Linked DNA regions of Homo sapiens: region 1 is linked to region 2. A link is a contact called in ENCODE Hi-C or POLR2A ChIA-PET data. All regions are on one chromosome and are shown on one strand. Each heading gives the region's core, a stretch centred on a gene start or an enhancer-like site at or near the end of the contact. The rest is flanking DNA. Distances are from core to core; before and after follow the strand shown. Region 1 overlaps PTPN1 (protein tyrosine phosphatase non-receptor type 1). Region 2 overlaps RIPOR3 (RIPOR family member 3).

Region 1 (7,314 bases), core at 4,547-7,046, 49 kb after region 2:
GCACTATGGATGCCTTTGGGGAAAAAATTGTTTAAATAAATATGGAGTGGAGAGTTGCTCCCTGCAGATTCAAGGGGGGGGCTGTTGGCGTGCCGCCCGCCTGGGATGCTCCAGGAGGGAGCCCTGGGTGGGGCGAGCCCCAAGACGGGTGTAGGCCCCTTCCCTCTGCGCCGCCAGCATGGTACTCTCTTTCACTCTCCTCAAAAAATGGCTTGTGGATTTGGTACTCAAAGTGGAAGGGGCAAAAAGTAAAAGGATGAGGGGTGAGACACACATCCGGGGAAGATGGGTTTTAGTGCAGAACCAACGTCCGTCCGGGGCCCGGCTCTCTACGCGGTCCGGCGGCCCTTACCTACCGCGGCATGCCTGCTAGTCGGGCGTGGGCTCTGCGGGCAGAGGCGGACAGTGGGTGGAGGTGGAGTGGAGGAGGGTCAGGCTATGTGTTGCTGTTGAACAGGAACTGGAATGAAACCAAACAGTTCAGATGAGCCCAGACCCGCACCTGCAGAGCTGTCGCCTCATGCATGACCCCGGCCACACCCCCCGGCAACTTCAACCTCCGAGGGAGCAAAGGGGGTTTTGGTTTTATTTTTTACAGTAGCCCCCTCTCCCCAAAAATCATCCCCAAGGAAAAAATTGTTTGCATTTTGCAAAACCATCTGATGTACTCAGATGCCACCTGGAAAGAGGTAAAATATTTAAAACCACGAAAAAGTCTTAGGAGGTCATTTCCATGGCCAGAGCTCTGAGGCTAGTCCTCTCTCTTCCCCTTACTTAACAGCAACACACGTCTAACGTGTGAATTTCTGCTGAAATGGCACTTCTCCCAATGAGGTGGAGCCCACTTCTCTGAATTAACAGCGGGTTGACATGCCAATGGCCACCCTGTGGTGACCTCTGACCCCCAGGCAGAGGCCTCGAGGACACCCATTTATGGGGATGGGGTGATGAGGGCTGGTACATGAGCAAGATGGCTGTCACAGGAGGGAGCAATGGAGAAAGGACAATGGAAACCCAGCGGGGACACCCTGAGCAGAAGCAGAGGCAGGTTCTGTTTTTCTAGACGGCCTTTTGTTGCTGTTCTTCTTATAGTGGGAAAGCTCAAAGACCCTGTCCTGGCTCAGTGTGCACACAGCTGAGGGGGGCTTGAGCGCAACAGCGTCCTAACCCTCTTCTCCAAGGGAGTTTACATTCGTAAAAGTTTGGGATTCCTTCCCTGGGAAATCAAATATAAATTATATGGCTGATTACATCACCTAAGGGTATGAGAAAGTTTCATAAGTGCCTACTTTGTTTTTTTTTGTTCCAGAAATAACAAAAAGCTGCTTTTTATAAAGGTTAAAAACAACAATGTGTTGTAACTCTATTTTTTTCCAAAAACAAAGGAATAAAAAAAAAAAGAGAGAGAGAAACAGACGTATTTGGCATTTTCTCTACTTACTCCTGAATAGGTTAAGGCCCTGAGATTAGACTCTTATATTCTTGGGACCAGAGGGCTCCTTAAAACCCCAGTGCATCGATCCTTAATTCTCTTGTTAGCCCTTCCACAGTTCCAGACTTTAAAAACCTTTGATCTGTTTCTTCTGAGACTGGCTCAGATGCACCACAGAACTGAATCCTACCATCGGGCTAGCGGCCAGTGCTCTCTGCACACGAGCATCTCGCCAGCGCGTCTGTCAGTGGAAACATACCCTGTAGCAGAGGTAAGCGCCGGCCGTGAGGACCGTAGCCACGCACATGTTGACCAGGAAGGGCTTCCAGTAACTCAGTGCATGGTCCTCGTCCTTCTCGGGCAGTGACGGCTCCCCTTTGGCTGGGGAGGCAGCCTGGGCACCTCGAAGACTTCCCCCCACGACCCGACTTCTAACTTCAGTGTCTTGACTCATGCTGAGGAATCAGAGGGCAGAGATGGGTTACTCACTTTGGAGAAAATGAATGGCAAGGATGCTGCTATTGTGGCAGGAATTCTAGGAAAAAACAAGCCACGTGTAGACAGAGTTGGATGATGTTAACCTTCCAGCGAGCCAGCCCCCTCTGCTTGGAGGGAGGGCCAGGCCAGGGCCCACATCAGCCTGAAGTCCACTTGTCACCCCCTCCCCCAGGTACTTCAGATAGCACCCACACCCAGGGTAGGGTTCACAAGGTGCCTGGGCGACTGGTCACTGTGAGGATTTATCTGGCTGGAGGACTCACTGGTGTACACACTACTGTATGATTTGCCTTCTCATGTACTGCAATTGCAATGTCTGGCCACATCAGTACACCCAGATCTCATTCTTTAAGAGCTACAGAATATCCCAACACCGGGAGAGAACATAATTGATCAGGTCCCTGGTTATATCATTGGCCTGTCTCTAATTTTTCACTACTACAAACAATGCCACAACAAACACAACTACCTATACACATCTTTACACGCTTGTTTTGAGAGTTGCTGCAAAGTAAATTTCTCCATGTATACAACTGCTGGGTCAAGTATGCACACGTCTTAAAACTTCCCTCCAGAAAGCAGGTACCAAGGGCACAGCCGGCAGTCATCTCCAGCTGGAACTAACACCTGCTCATTCTGCAAACTTTCCGTGCACGGCCACCTACTGCAAGCAGCCTTCCCTGACCACCTCAGCGGACACCTCTATCACATCACTGTCCATGGGCCCCCACCAAAATATGCTTTGGGTCTGCCTTTTTCCCAGCAAGATGGTCTAGAACACAGACCAGGGGACATGTTCTAGTTAACTCAGTACACCACACATATCAATAGGTACTCAATAATGGTTGTTAACCTGCAAGGAAGTAAAATGGGATTTAATCAAGACCACATAAAAAAGGTTACATTCCCCAAAGGACCACTGTGGGGACTGAGGGCACTCAAGCCTGGACATCACATTTCAGGACTGTCCGGAAACCTGGGGGAGGGCGCTGTCGTCAGGGGGGGCAGAAAAACCCTACTCGGTGGCTCCGAGCCCCTCATTCCAACAAGCACCACAAGGTGGCACTAGAAGCCCACAGAAGTGGCTCATGTCCTGCGGCCACCCTGTGCCCAATACCGGACCTCCAGCAGCCAGGAGTGGAGTGGCTGTGGTCCACGCGCCCTGTTCCCCAAGGATGCGGAAGCGCTGCTTGCCAACAGGAGGCTGCATCCACAGGGTTTCAGTACCAGCGTGTGTTTCTAGAACAGAAAGTCATTTCCCCTCACCCCAACAAGCTGGGACCCAATCATATTACCTTTCGATGCCGTAGGGTGCGGCATTTAAGGGGCTTCCTTTTTCTTCCTTGATGGGGCAGTCTTTATCCTCCTGGGTCTCTTCCTTCACCCACTGGTGATTTGGGAAGAACTCCCTGCATTTCCCATTGTGTGGCTCCAGGATTCGTTTGGGTGGCCGGGGAGGTGGGGGGATATGCTCGGGTGGGGGCTCCAGGTCCTCGTGGGAAAGCTCCTTCCACTGATCCTTGAAAGAGCAGCAAGAGGAAGTCCTATTAGTGTTCACTTCGGCTGGTTTGTCAGGAAATCCCTTTGCATGAGCAGAGGTGACGGCTTGGCGAGGGGCTCTCGGCCTCTCAGGGCTGCAGCCATGTACTTGGAAGATGAAATCTTTTGAAAATAAAGTCTCGTCTTCCTATCAATGCTCTCTATGTGAGCACTTCAAAGGCACAAAGTGCAACATGGTGAACATTTTGACAACTTTCTAGCTATTTTAAACATGAAGGGTAGCTATTTCCCCTGACACCAGACGGTGTTTGAACTTTTACAACTGACAGCCTCCTTCAAAGACAAAAAAGTTAAAATGGTCACACCTGGATTCAAACAAAGGCAATGCTGACCTGCACGGAAGAGTCCCCCATGATGAATTTGGCACCTTCGATCACAGCCAGGTAGGAGAAGCGCAGCTGGTCGGCTGTCTGGATCAGCCCCATCCGAAACTTCCTCATTTCTAACAGCACTTTCTTGATATCAACGGAAGAAGGGTCTTTCCTCTTGTCCATCTGAAAGCCAGAGAGGAGATATAAGTCAGCCAGGTCCAATTCTCAAGGGCAACGTTAATAACACCGTTAGATGTCTGTCCCCTCCCAATCTCATGCTGAAATGTGATCCCTAGTGTTGGAGGTGGGGCTGGGTGGGAGGTGTCTGGGTCAGGGGGACAGGTCCCTCATGAAAGGCTTGGTGCCCTCCCTGAGGCAATGCATTCACAAGAGAGCTGGTTAAGAGTCTGGGACCTCCCCCATCTCTTGCTCCTGCTCCCCTTCACCTTCCACCATGACTGGAAGCTCCCTGAGGCCTCCCCAGGAGCCGAGCAGATGCTGGTGCCATGCTTGTACAGCCTGCAGAACCGGGAGCCAGTTAAACCTCTTTTCTTTACAAATTACCGAGTCTCAGGTACGCCTTTATTAGTAACGCAAAAACAGACTAACACAGTGAGTCTCTGTATTTTGGAAGAGGAGCGCTTCAGTTTCTACTTAGGAAAAAACATCACAGCAGAGCAGGTAGAGGAGCTCCCCAGGGCACCCGCGAGGGCCTCCTTACCAGCAAGAGGCAGGTATCAGCCAGACAGAAGGTTCCAGACCTGCCGATGCCTGCACTGCAGTGCACCACAACGGGCCCGTGCTCCGGGCTGAGTGACCCTGACTCTCGGACTTTGAAAAGAAAGTTCAAGAATGAGGCTGGTGATTCAGGGACTCCAAAGTCAGGCCATGTGGTATAGTGGAAATGTAAGATCTCTCGAGTTTCTTGGGTCTGAAAGAGAAAAATACTCATGATGATTCTAAAAGAATCATCTGTACAGAAATCACTAATTCCAAGTACACACAGAGTCACCTTCCACTCTCTACCTCTAAGAGGAACATTCATTCTCAGACTTTCTCCCAGGGTCCACACACCCAGTCAACAAATACCACACCCTGGGGCCAGGCCCTGGGCTTGACACTGAACCTGCAGGGTGCGCCTGCTTAGACTTCATTTCCCTTCGGATTGAAGAGTCCCCTCACCTCTTTTCTCCCTATCACTTCCACTGTCTACATGGTTACAACTGGTTTCTCTCTGTCTCACGAGTCACAATGATGCTGGGCAGCCACCCATAAAATCTTGTCATAAAGCCCTGCAAGGCCTCCCGTGAAAAAGTGAACAAGGAACAGCAGGTGAGGCACTGGCTCTGGGCAACTTTCAGACGGGGGCTTCAAGATGATCTGGAGGTTTCAGAGGATTGTCACTTTAGAGAAAAAAGTAGCAGACTTGGTCTCCAAAGACTGGTGACTCCAAGGTGTGGCTCAACACCCAGCTGAAGAGGCAGTCAATGCGAACGGCATCAGCCCATGAACCGAGTGTGTCCTACGTGCTGGCGCTGCGCTCTCCCACCAGCTGCTCCAGGCAGGCACTCCCATCCATTTTCCGATGAGGAGGTGGATGTTTGGAGGCAGAGAGTCCATGCTGAGAGCCTGCTGCAGACACGTTTGAAAGGTGGACCCCAGCCCTTGTCCCAGAATGTCTCTTCCGTGGCTGGGTCTGCCCCAGAGGAACAGAAGCAATGGCCTGGCGTCTGTTTCCAGCTCTGCTCCTTCCTTGAGGCTTCTGGCGGCTGTGATCAAAAGGCAGCCCTCACTGGGGGGAGTACGCAACATCTTCAATGACCTAAGAGCTCCTAGTAAATGGGAACCAGTCACTTGGTAAGCAAGGCCCTGAGAGGGAAAGGGCTCTGGAAGTGAAAGTCTCCTAACATGGGCCCGGGAAGACAGCCACAGACAGGAACCATACCAGCCTGGAGAGTTTCCCTGTGGCCCAGTGCCAGGGCCACCTGGCGAGCAGCTGATGGCAGAAGGATTCAGGCCAGAGATCTGCTCATGATGCCTTCCTTCACTTGACGAATGTCCACACTATGCCAATCATGTGCCAGTCACTGTGCCAGGGAGGCGGGGGCAAAGACACCACCTCACCCTCACAGAGCTCATGGCATAGTTACTAGGACCTCCCCCAACTCTGCTGGGATGAAAATAATACATATTTAACCCTGCCTCAGCCATTAAATACACTAGTAAATAATATTTAATGTTCATTAAATATTAAATACAGTATCTTGGCACAGAACAAGGAGAAATTTGTGTATGTTAGGATAATTGCTAGACTCACACTAGGCAATTCCATCATTCTTTCCTCTCTAGAAAATGGTATCCATATAACCTTAATGACATTAAAGAAGAAGAAATACCTCTTCTATTTGGTGGGTGGAGGCAGGTGGGGAAGAAAAGGACTTAAAATGTATTTTTAAAAAATTATTATTATTATTTTGAGACAGAGTCTTGCTCTGCCGCCCAGGCTGGAATGCAGTGGCATGATCTCGGCTCAATGCAACCTCCGCCTCCTGGGTTCAAGCAATTCTCTGCCTCAGCCTCCCGAGTAGCTGGGATTACAGGTGCCCGCCACCACGCCCGGCTAATTTTTTTTTTTTTTGTATTTTTAGTAGAGATGGGGTTTCACCATCTTGGCCAGGCTGGTCTTGAACCCCTGGCCTCGTGAACCACCCACCTCAGCCCCTCAAAGTGCTGGGATTACAGGTGTTAGCCACCGTGCCCGGCCGTTAAAATGTATTTTAAAATTGAATAAGAAGCAAGCATGCCAAATGCAAGTTTTCCTTTAATCCTTGAAGGTGTGGGTTACCGCCCACTGACACCCTCCCTCACACCTGCTCACCTCTTTCACAAGGAACTCATTCCAGCCTTGTGCTAGAACAGACAGCTATGGCTGAGAAAAGCCTTTTAAAAACAAAGTCTGTTGGAGCAAACAGATCCTAACATCAAAACCTCTGAGCTGGCTGTATTCACTCTGCCAAGCAAAAAGCGCACAGCTCTTCTGCTCTGTTGAAATTCAGTTTCCCTCAACAAGCAAATAGTTTCCCAGAAGTCACTCTTAATGTCAGGCTTGCAAATGCTAAAAAGCATTCTTTTAAAAGGCTACTGCATAAATCCTCTAGCACATTCCAACACACTGCCCATGTTACTCCTGAGAATCTTCCAGAAAGCACCTCCATCCACCGTACTCAGAACCCTCTGCCCCATCAGGGCTATGGCAGGGCTGGTGACTCCGGCGCGGTCACCACCAGAGGGCAGAAAGCACTCACATCAGCTGCACTGCTACCATCCTCAAGAGCCAGGCAGCCCGAACCCCTTGCCTACGTCCTGGTAACCTGTGCTACATTCTAGATCTTACTTCTACTATTTTTTTTATTTATTTATTTTTGAGACAGGGTCTTGCTCTGTCACCCAGGCTAGAGTGCAGTGGTGCAAGCATAGCTCACTGCAGCCTTGAACTCCCGGGCACAAGCAATC
Region 2 (7,163 bases), core at 4,047-6,546:
GCCAAGCCCCTGCTTGGGGCTACCAATGCCTCTTGGGACCTGAGCCCTGCCGGCCTCTCTGACCTCGTCTTTAGCCCACTGAGCTTCTTGCTGTTTCTGGATGACACCAAGTCCCCTCATGCATCCTGGCCTTTGCCCAGGCTGTTCCCTCGGCCTTAGACACCCTTCCCCTTCACCCCACGTCAGCCTTCCTACTCAGCTCTTGGGCGCCTCTTCATGGCTGGGTCAGATTCCCCCTGGGACCCCCATAACTCCAGCATGGACTCTGTATCGTAACTGTTCGGCAGTAGGTGGGCCTCCCTGCTGGGCTGGAGCCCTTGAGGATGGGGGGACTTGGCCTGCCTTGCAGAGTTCACCTGTGTTAGGTGCTCAGGGAGGGCTGGAGGAGGGGAGAGGAGAAGCTCGGGGGGTGAGAGGGCTGTGTTCAGGAGGTGCTGTCCCCTTGCTCTGGGAGGCAGCATTGCCCGGCACTAAGGACCTGAGCACAGAGTGCAGAGTACAGACACCTGGGTTCGAATTCCATTCCCATCACTGTCCCCCATCAGGTCCCCTAACCTCATGGGACCTCAGCTTGCTGACCTGTGAGCTGGGCACAGTACCAGCCCCCACAACACTCTGGGGCCATTGTGAGGTCTGTAGGTGTTGGTGGAAGGTGGCTGGCCTGCGGACGGCACTCGCTGGATGGTGATGCCAGGCTGACTCTCCTGTCCTCTCCTTGCAGGTGACCACCATGTCGGTGAGGTTGCGGTTCCTGTCCCCTGGGGACACAGGGGCCGTGGGGGTCGTGGGCCGGAGCGCCTCCTTCGCAGGCTTCAGCAGTGCACAGAGCCGGAGGATCGCGTAAGTTCCCCCCGTGTCCTGTTTCGGGGTGCAGGGGTGGGGCTTGTTAATGGGCTGGGGAAGGGCAGGGTCATCCTCCTCCTGCTGCCAGAGACCCGAAGGCCCACTCTCAGGCCGGCTTGCAGCCCGAGAGAGACAGAGAGAGAGAGAGAGAGAGAGAGAGAGATTGAGATTGAGAGAGAGACAGAGAGACAGAGTTTCTTAGTGTTGGGATAAACCTATCATTTCCTTGAAACCTGAACAGTTATCATTTCAAAGTCTCCAGAAGTTGATCTGCCTGAGCTTAGCAGGTCCACTTGGCAGATAAAAAATCTGAGGCTCTGGCTGGGCACAGTGACTCACGCCTATAATCCCAGCACTTTGGGAGGCCGAGGCAGGAGGATCACTTGAGCCCAGGAACTCAAGACCAGCCTGGGCAACATAGCACAACCCAATCTCTACAAAAATTTTTTTGAAAAACCAGAAAATTGGGCTGGGCACGGTGGCTCATGCCTGTAATCCTAGCACTTTGGGAGTCCAAGGCGGGCGGATCACTTGAGGTCAGAAGTTGGAGACCACCCTGGCCAACACGGTGAAGCCCTGTCTCTACTAAAAATGCAAAAATTAGTTGGATGTGGTGGCACATGCCTGTAATCCCAGCTACTTGGAAAGCTGAGGTGGGAGGATTATTTGAACCCAGGAGGTGGAGGTTGCAGTGTACCGAGATCACACCACTGCACTCCAGCCTGGGTGACAGAGCAAGATGCCATCTCAAAAAAACCCACAAAAACACCAAAAAAGAAAAACCAAAAAACCAGAGGCTCAGATAGGTGGAGCCACTGGCCCAAGGTCACACAGCAAAACTGGCCCAGGGTTGGGTCTTCCACGGGCGGGGTTGGGAAGGAATGTTCTTCCTGTCTGGAAGACTAGGCAATGGGGCCACCTCTTCTGGCTCTGTGACCTGGGGCAAGTGACCTCACCTCTTCAGCCTTGTCTTCATCTGAACAATGGGAATTGTGGGTGCACCCTGCTCACGGGGCTGTCGGGAAGGAACCACGAGGGAGGCAGGGCCAGCAGCCGGTGCAGCTGGTGCTGTGGGGGGTTACCGGATGAGGGAGCAGGCTTGGCACAGATGGGCCTGGGGGGCAGCATTGACCCTGTGGCTGAGTTCCCTGGGGGTGCTGGCCGGGCCAGGCCCTGCCTGCTGCCCCGTCCTGTGTCTCCTCCGGCTTTAGGTACTAAGTCCCTGGGAGGAAGGTTGTTTCTGCTTCTGGAGGCCACAGCCCGATGAGCTCAGGCCTGCTGCCCCCTCGCTCCAGGGCCTCATGCCAGGCACTGTGCAAGCCCCCAGGGAACCATTTACGAGCAGGCAGGCCTGGGGACTGGGGCAGTTTATCGACATCCTGAAGGGGCCAAACCTCTGTCTGTCTGAGCCAACGGGGTGGACAGGTCGGGGTCCCCAGCCAGAGCAGAGTGCAGAACTCAGTAGGTCAGTGAGTCAGTCAACAATAAAATCCCACCATGCTCTTCCCCGACTTGAAACCCTGCAAAGATTCCCAACCTACTTAGAATAAACCCAGCGCCCTCCTGGCTAGAGGCCCCTGGGACCTGGCCCCAGCAGCCTACCTCCCTCCCCTCCCGGCCTCAGGGCCTCAGCACATGTGTGTCCTCCCGCTGGAGCTCCTACCCCACTCCTCCACCTCCAGTTCCCGTTGAATCACCTGCAGGCATTGGCTTCCTGCTAGGTCCTGGGGGAGGACCCCTGAGCTCCAGACCAGGCCAGGTCCCTCCTGTGTGTGCTCCCTGAGCTCCTTCCCAGGGGCATTTGCTGCGGGGATAGGACCCCACCTCCACCCCCCTGAGGTCAGCCCTCCCAGCTCACTAACCTTTCCCTGGGGGCTCCCTTCCCATGGGTGGTGGTGCCGGGACCCCAGGGTTAAGATCCTGGAGTGTCCCAGCTGGAAGCACCTTAGGAATCCCTGTTCACGCAGCAGATATTCACGGAGCACCTACTCTGGCCCTGTCCTGGGCTCTGGGGACAGACCCAGGCCCTGCTGTCCTGGGAGCTGATGGCAGCAAACAATAAGCCAGTGATAATTGAGACAGATCCAGCTGGTGGCAGTGCTGTGAGGGAACTGAACTGGGGGTGGGGGAGGGCACCCATGGTCTCCTGGGAGAGCCTGACGAGACAGGGGCATGGGGAGTGGAGGCAGGAAGGGACAGAAGAAGTGGATCTGCGCGTGTGCAGATGGGGGTGGGCCGGGAAGCCTTCGGCGGCGGGAGGCAGCTGCGAGTGCAGATGTCCTGGGTGGGAATGAGCTTTAAGGGACAGAAAGCAGGTGTGCGGCTGGCATGCGTGACAGCAGTCAGGGAGGGAGGAGGACCCTGCGGAGCCTCATGGGCTGCAGTGAGGCCTTGAGACACATTCTCAGTGGAGGGGAGCCTGGGAAGGGTTTAAGTTGATGCCCCAAGACGAGAAGAATTTGACCCAGGCTCCAGAGCAGTTAGTGCTCAGTGCCCCAACTCCAAGCCTCAGAGAACAGAAAGAGTGGGTGCTGCCTGAGAAAGGCACACAGCAGGCACTCCATAAGTGCTGCAAAGAGGGGGTTAAGTATAAACCGGCCAGGAAATGATGCTGTTTCTCAACTTAACCATTTCTGAGCTGCCTCTTCCTGGGCTTTATCAGAGTCCCCCACTTTCTTGCAGGGGTCTGTAATCAAGGCTGGGAAGGTCAGCTGTGCGGGTTACCTGGCCAGGGGGCCATCCGGCCCAGGTGACCCTCTCCCAGCTGTGTGCCCTGGAGTGGGGCTGGTCCACTGAAGCACTGTAGGGACCCTTGTGTGGTCTGGAAGGAGGGGTAGGGTCTGCAGACCCTGTACCCAAGGGCGGCTTCATGAGCGTGTAGCCTGTGCTCTGTACTTTGATTGAACGCTCTGCTGTTGTGCTCTAGAAATTTTTGTGGGTGTCATTCTGTCGCCCAGGTTGTAGTGCAGTGGTGCGATCTCGATTCACTGCAGCATTGACCTCCTTGGTTCAAATGATCCTCCCACCCCAGCCTCCCAAAATTTTTTTTTTTTTGAGACAGTTTCTCTCTCTCGCCCGGGCTGGAGTGCAATGGCGCGATCTTGGCTCACTGCAACCTCCGCCTCCCAGGTTCAAGTGATTCTCCTGCCTCAGCCTCCTGAGTAGCTGGGATTACAGGAGCGTGCCACCACGCCCGGCTAATTTTTGTATTTTTTTTTTTCTTTTGAGACAGAGTCTCGCTCTGTTGCCCAGGCTGGAGTGCAGTGGCATATTCTCGGCTCACTGCAACCTCCGCCTCCTGAGTTCAAGCAATTCTCCTGTCTCAGCCTCCTGAGTAGCTGGGATTACAGGTGTGCCTCACCATGCCAGTTAATTTTTTTTTTTTTTTGTATTTTTAGTAGAGACAGGGTTTCACCATATTGGTCAGGCTGGTCTCGAACTCCTGACCTCAGGTGATCCACCTGCCTCGGCCTCCCAGAATGCTGGGATTACAGGTGTGAGCCACTGTGCCTGGCACCAAATAGAAATTCTTAATACAATTTTTTTGTGTGTGTTTTGAGACAGAGTCTTGCTCTGTCACCCAGGTGTGCAGTGGTGCAATTTAGGCTCACTGCAAGCTCCACCTTCCAGGTTCAAGCAATTCTTCTGCCTCAGCCTCCTGAGTAGCTGGGACTACAGGCATGGGCCACCACACTGGCTATTTTTTTTTTTTTTTTTCTTGAGACGGACTTTTGCTCTTGTTGCCCAGGCTGGAGTGCAATGGCACAATCTCAGCTCACCATAACCTCCACTTGCCGGGTTCAAGTGATTCTCCTGCCTCAGCCTCCCGAGTAGCTGGGATCACAGGCATGTGCCACCATGCCCAGCTAATTTTTAGTAGAGACAGGGTTTCACCATGTTGGCCAGGCTGGTCTGGAACTCCTGACTTCAGGTGATCCACCCACCTCGGCCTCCCAAACTGCTGGGATTACAGACGTGAGCCACCGCGCCTGGCCCAAAATTCTTGATAAATTTTGAATAAAGAGCCTTGCATTTTTATTTCGCACTAGACCCCACAAATTTCACAACTGGCCCTGCCTGCAGCTCTCCTCCTGCCAGGCCTGTGGGGGCCTCTGAATGTCCTGCATCCATGGGACATGTCCCCTCAGGCCCTAGAGGGGAGCTCTGCCCAGAGAGTGCCCCCACGGTAGGCCTCTGCCTCTCGTTGGCCCCTTCCTGGATTCCTGGGATCAGCTCTTTGGGAGGAAGGAGGACAGAGGTGATCCATCCCCTTGACACCAGGGCTCGCTGGCCGTCAGCAAGGGTCCCACAGTGTCCAAGTCCTAGTCTAGGAAAGACAGCCCTGATGGCTCTAATATCTCAGACCCCTCCTGTCCCCCATCTGATTGTCAAGGATGCCAGAGGATGCTGGGCCTGGGCTGGTTCGGAGGTCCCTGGGCAGCCCCCACCTGGCCTTGGCCTCTGCCGCCCCCTTGTGTGAGGGCAAGGAAGAAGCTGCCCACACCGACGGGGAAGCGGTGCATCTATTTTTAACTTCCTGTCTCCGTCGAGCTCCCTGGGGTCTGAACCCTTGGAGCCAGGGCTGGAGCCTGATTGGGTTTCAGGCCCCACCTTCTGGCCTTGTTCCCTGGTAACCCGAGCAGGCCGAAGCGCAGCCGCACTGTCAAGGCAAACAACCTGGCAGGAGGGCAGGGCTCTGCATGGAGAGGGTGGGCTGATGCCCCTTCTCTTCCCATCACCACCTTGACCCCTACTCTGGCACCTTGAAACCCCTTTCACTATAGACAGGGATTTTTACTCCACAGTCAGATGGCTCACTTGGGGAAGTAACCTGGTGGGGAAATTTTATACTAAGGTGTGAATGATTGACATAATAAGGCCATTTCCCAAGAGCTGGACCTGGGGGGTGGGAGGATAGAGAGATGAGAGGATAAACAGTGAGGATGAAGGAGGAGAGGGCCAGGCCCCGATACTGTCCTACTCTGCCCCAGTTGACAGGCATGGTTGCCCTTCCCCCTTTCCTGCCCCTCCTCAGCCAGGTCTCCCTCCCCCAGGCAGTCAGGCAGGTACTCCCCGAGCCAGGAGCCACTGGGACATCCTCCTCAGCTTGGGAATTCCTCTGTTGGGATGGCTAAGAAGTGTGGGTGTGAAAACGAAATAGCAGCCATTAAGTTTCAAGGAGAGGAGGCTGGAGAAAGAGGCGGCTCATATCCAGCCCTGCCTGTGAAGCTGTCAAGCACACAGACTCTGGAGCCAGAGGCGAGTGATGCAAGTTCAGTTTCCTGGACGGTACCAGGGGGCCTGACCTCAAAGACTGTGTCAGGAGAAATGAGTCCATACATGTAAAGCACCAAGAGCAGGCCAGGCGGGCGTGGTGGCTCACGCCTGCAATCCCAGCACTTTGGGAGGCCAAGGCAGGCGGATCACTTGAGCTCAGGAATTCAAGACCAGCCTGGGCAACATGGTGAAACCCTGTCTCCACCAAAACTACAAAAAATTAGCCGAGTGTAATTGTGCACTCCTGTGGTCCCAGCTACTCAGGAGGCTGAGGTGGGAGGATCACTTGAGCCCAGGAGGCGGAGGCTACAGTGAGCTGAGATCACGCTACTGCATTCCAGCCTGGGAGACAGAGCAAGACCTTGTCTCAATTAAAAAAAAAAAAAACAAAAGCACTGAGAGCAGAATTTGAGCTTGGCAAGTGCCGAGTGCATGCCTGTCATCATCACCCAGTGGCCAGCACCGCCAGGCACCTGGGTAAATGGTTGGCTCACGTCCTTGTTGCATGGAGTCTTCACCTGAAGCCTGTGCAGTCAGTCCTATAATTGTCCCGCCTGGAGGCTGGGGGCAGGTGCAGGACTTGAGCCCGGCCCTGTCTGCCTCCAGAGCCTGCACTTGCAACAGCCGAGTACCAAGGCCTCTGCCAACCACACCAGGCAGAAGGACTGCTGTAGCAACCTCACGTGAGGGCTGGGGCCGGCAGGTTGCACGTGCCCGTCTGGAAGCTTGTCTGGCATGCCAGGGGCTGTTTAATATTTACTGAGTCCTCCCAGACCTGGTGAAACATCCGGCCCCAGAGGCTCTTCCTGCCCCGGCTTCTGTGACACCTGGGCCAGACATGCTGCCTGATTTGGCCATCTGGAGGCTGCATGTGCATCACCTTCCCCGGGTGGGCGGGCTCTCAGAGTGGCCACTGAGCCTGTCCTGTTAAACCTCACACAAGGAGCACTAGGCTCAGAGCTTTCCCGGGAGCAGGTGCATCCAGGTGTGGCTGCAGCAGCGAGGGTATAAGGTCCCCAGGTGGATGGAAGCGGGGCTGGGCC

What was found. Hi-C counts contacts between places; a loop is a spot of excess contacts on that map. ChIA-PET counts read pairs that join two places held with the same protein, here RNA polymerase II (POLR2A). Pooled maps may share reads with other maps.
Region 1: a map of Right ventricle myocardium inferior shows a loop between it and region 2 (4-fold over the local background). The contact joins two enhancer-like sites. A Hi-C loop is called at or near these places in 1 of 168 maps with a recorded cell type or tissue (Right ventricle myocardium inferior), 1 of 37 single-sample maps with no recorded cell type and 5 of 50 pooled maps. POLR2A ChIA-PET finds 5 or more read pairs at or near these places in 4 of 52 experiments (AG04450, H1, MCF 10A and 1 more).

The regions. Positions count from the first base shown.
Region 1 is chr20:50,575,838-50,583,151 of GRCh38, reverse strand. PTPN1 (protein tyrosine phosphatase non-receptor type 1) reads right to left here. Exons shown (of 10, transcript NM_002827.4): 6 at 4,523-4,732; 7 at 3,823-3,984; 8 at 3,226-3,449; 9 at 1,692-1,887; 10 at 1-460. The coding sequence ends at 437. Among named protein-coding and RNA genes, the nearest start is that of MIR645, 6.3 kb to the left of the region's middle. Within about 2 kb of position 5,796, at least 14 of the 41 ENCODE cell types and tissues checked have a DNase peak (open chromatin) inside an H3K27ac peak, as active enhancers do.
Region 2 is chr20:50,624,415-50,631,577 of GRCh38, reverse strand. It overlaps RIPOR3 (RIPOR family member 3), which reads left to right. Exons shown (of 22, transcript NM_001290268.2): 2 at 722-840. Among named protein-coding and RNA genes, the nearest start is that of MIR1302-5, 13 kb to the right of the region's middle. RefSeq lists enhancers at 2,140-2,737, 5,613-6,574. Within about 2 kb of position 5,296, at least 7 of the 41 ENCODE cell types and tissues checked have a DNase peak (open chromatin) inside an H3K27ac peak, as active enhancers do.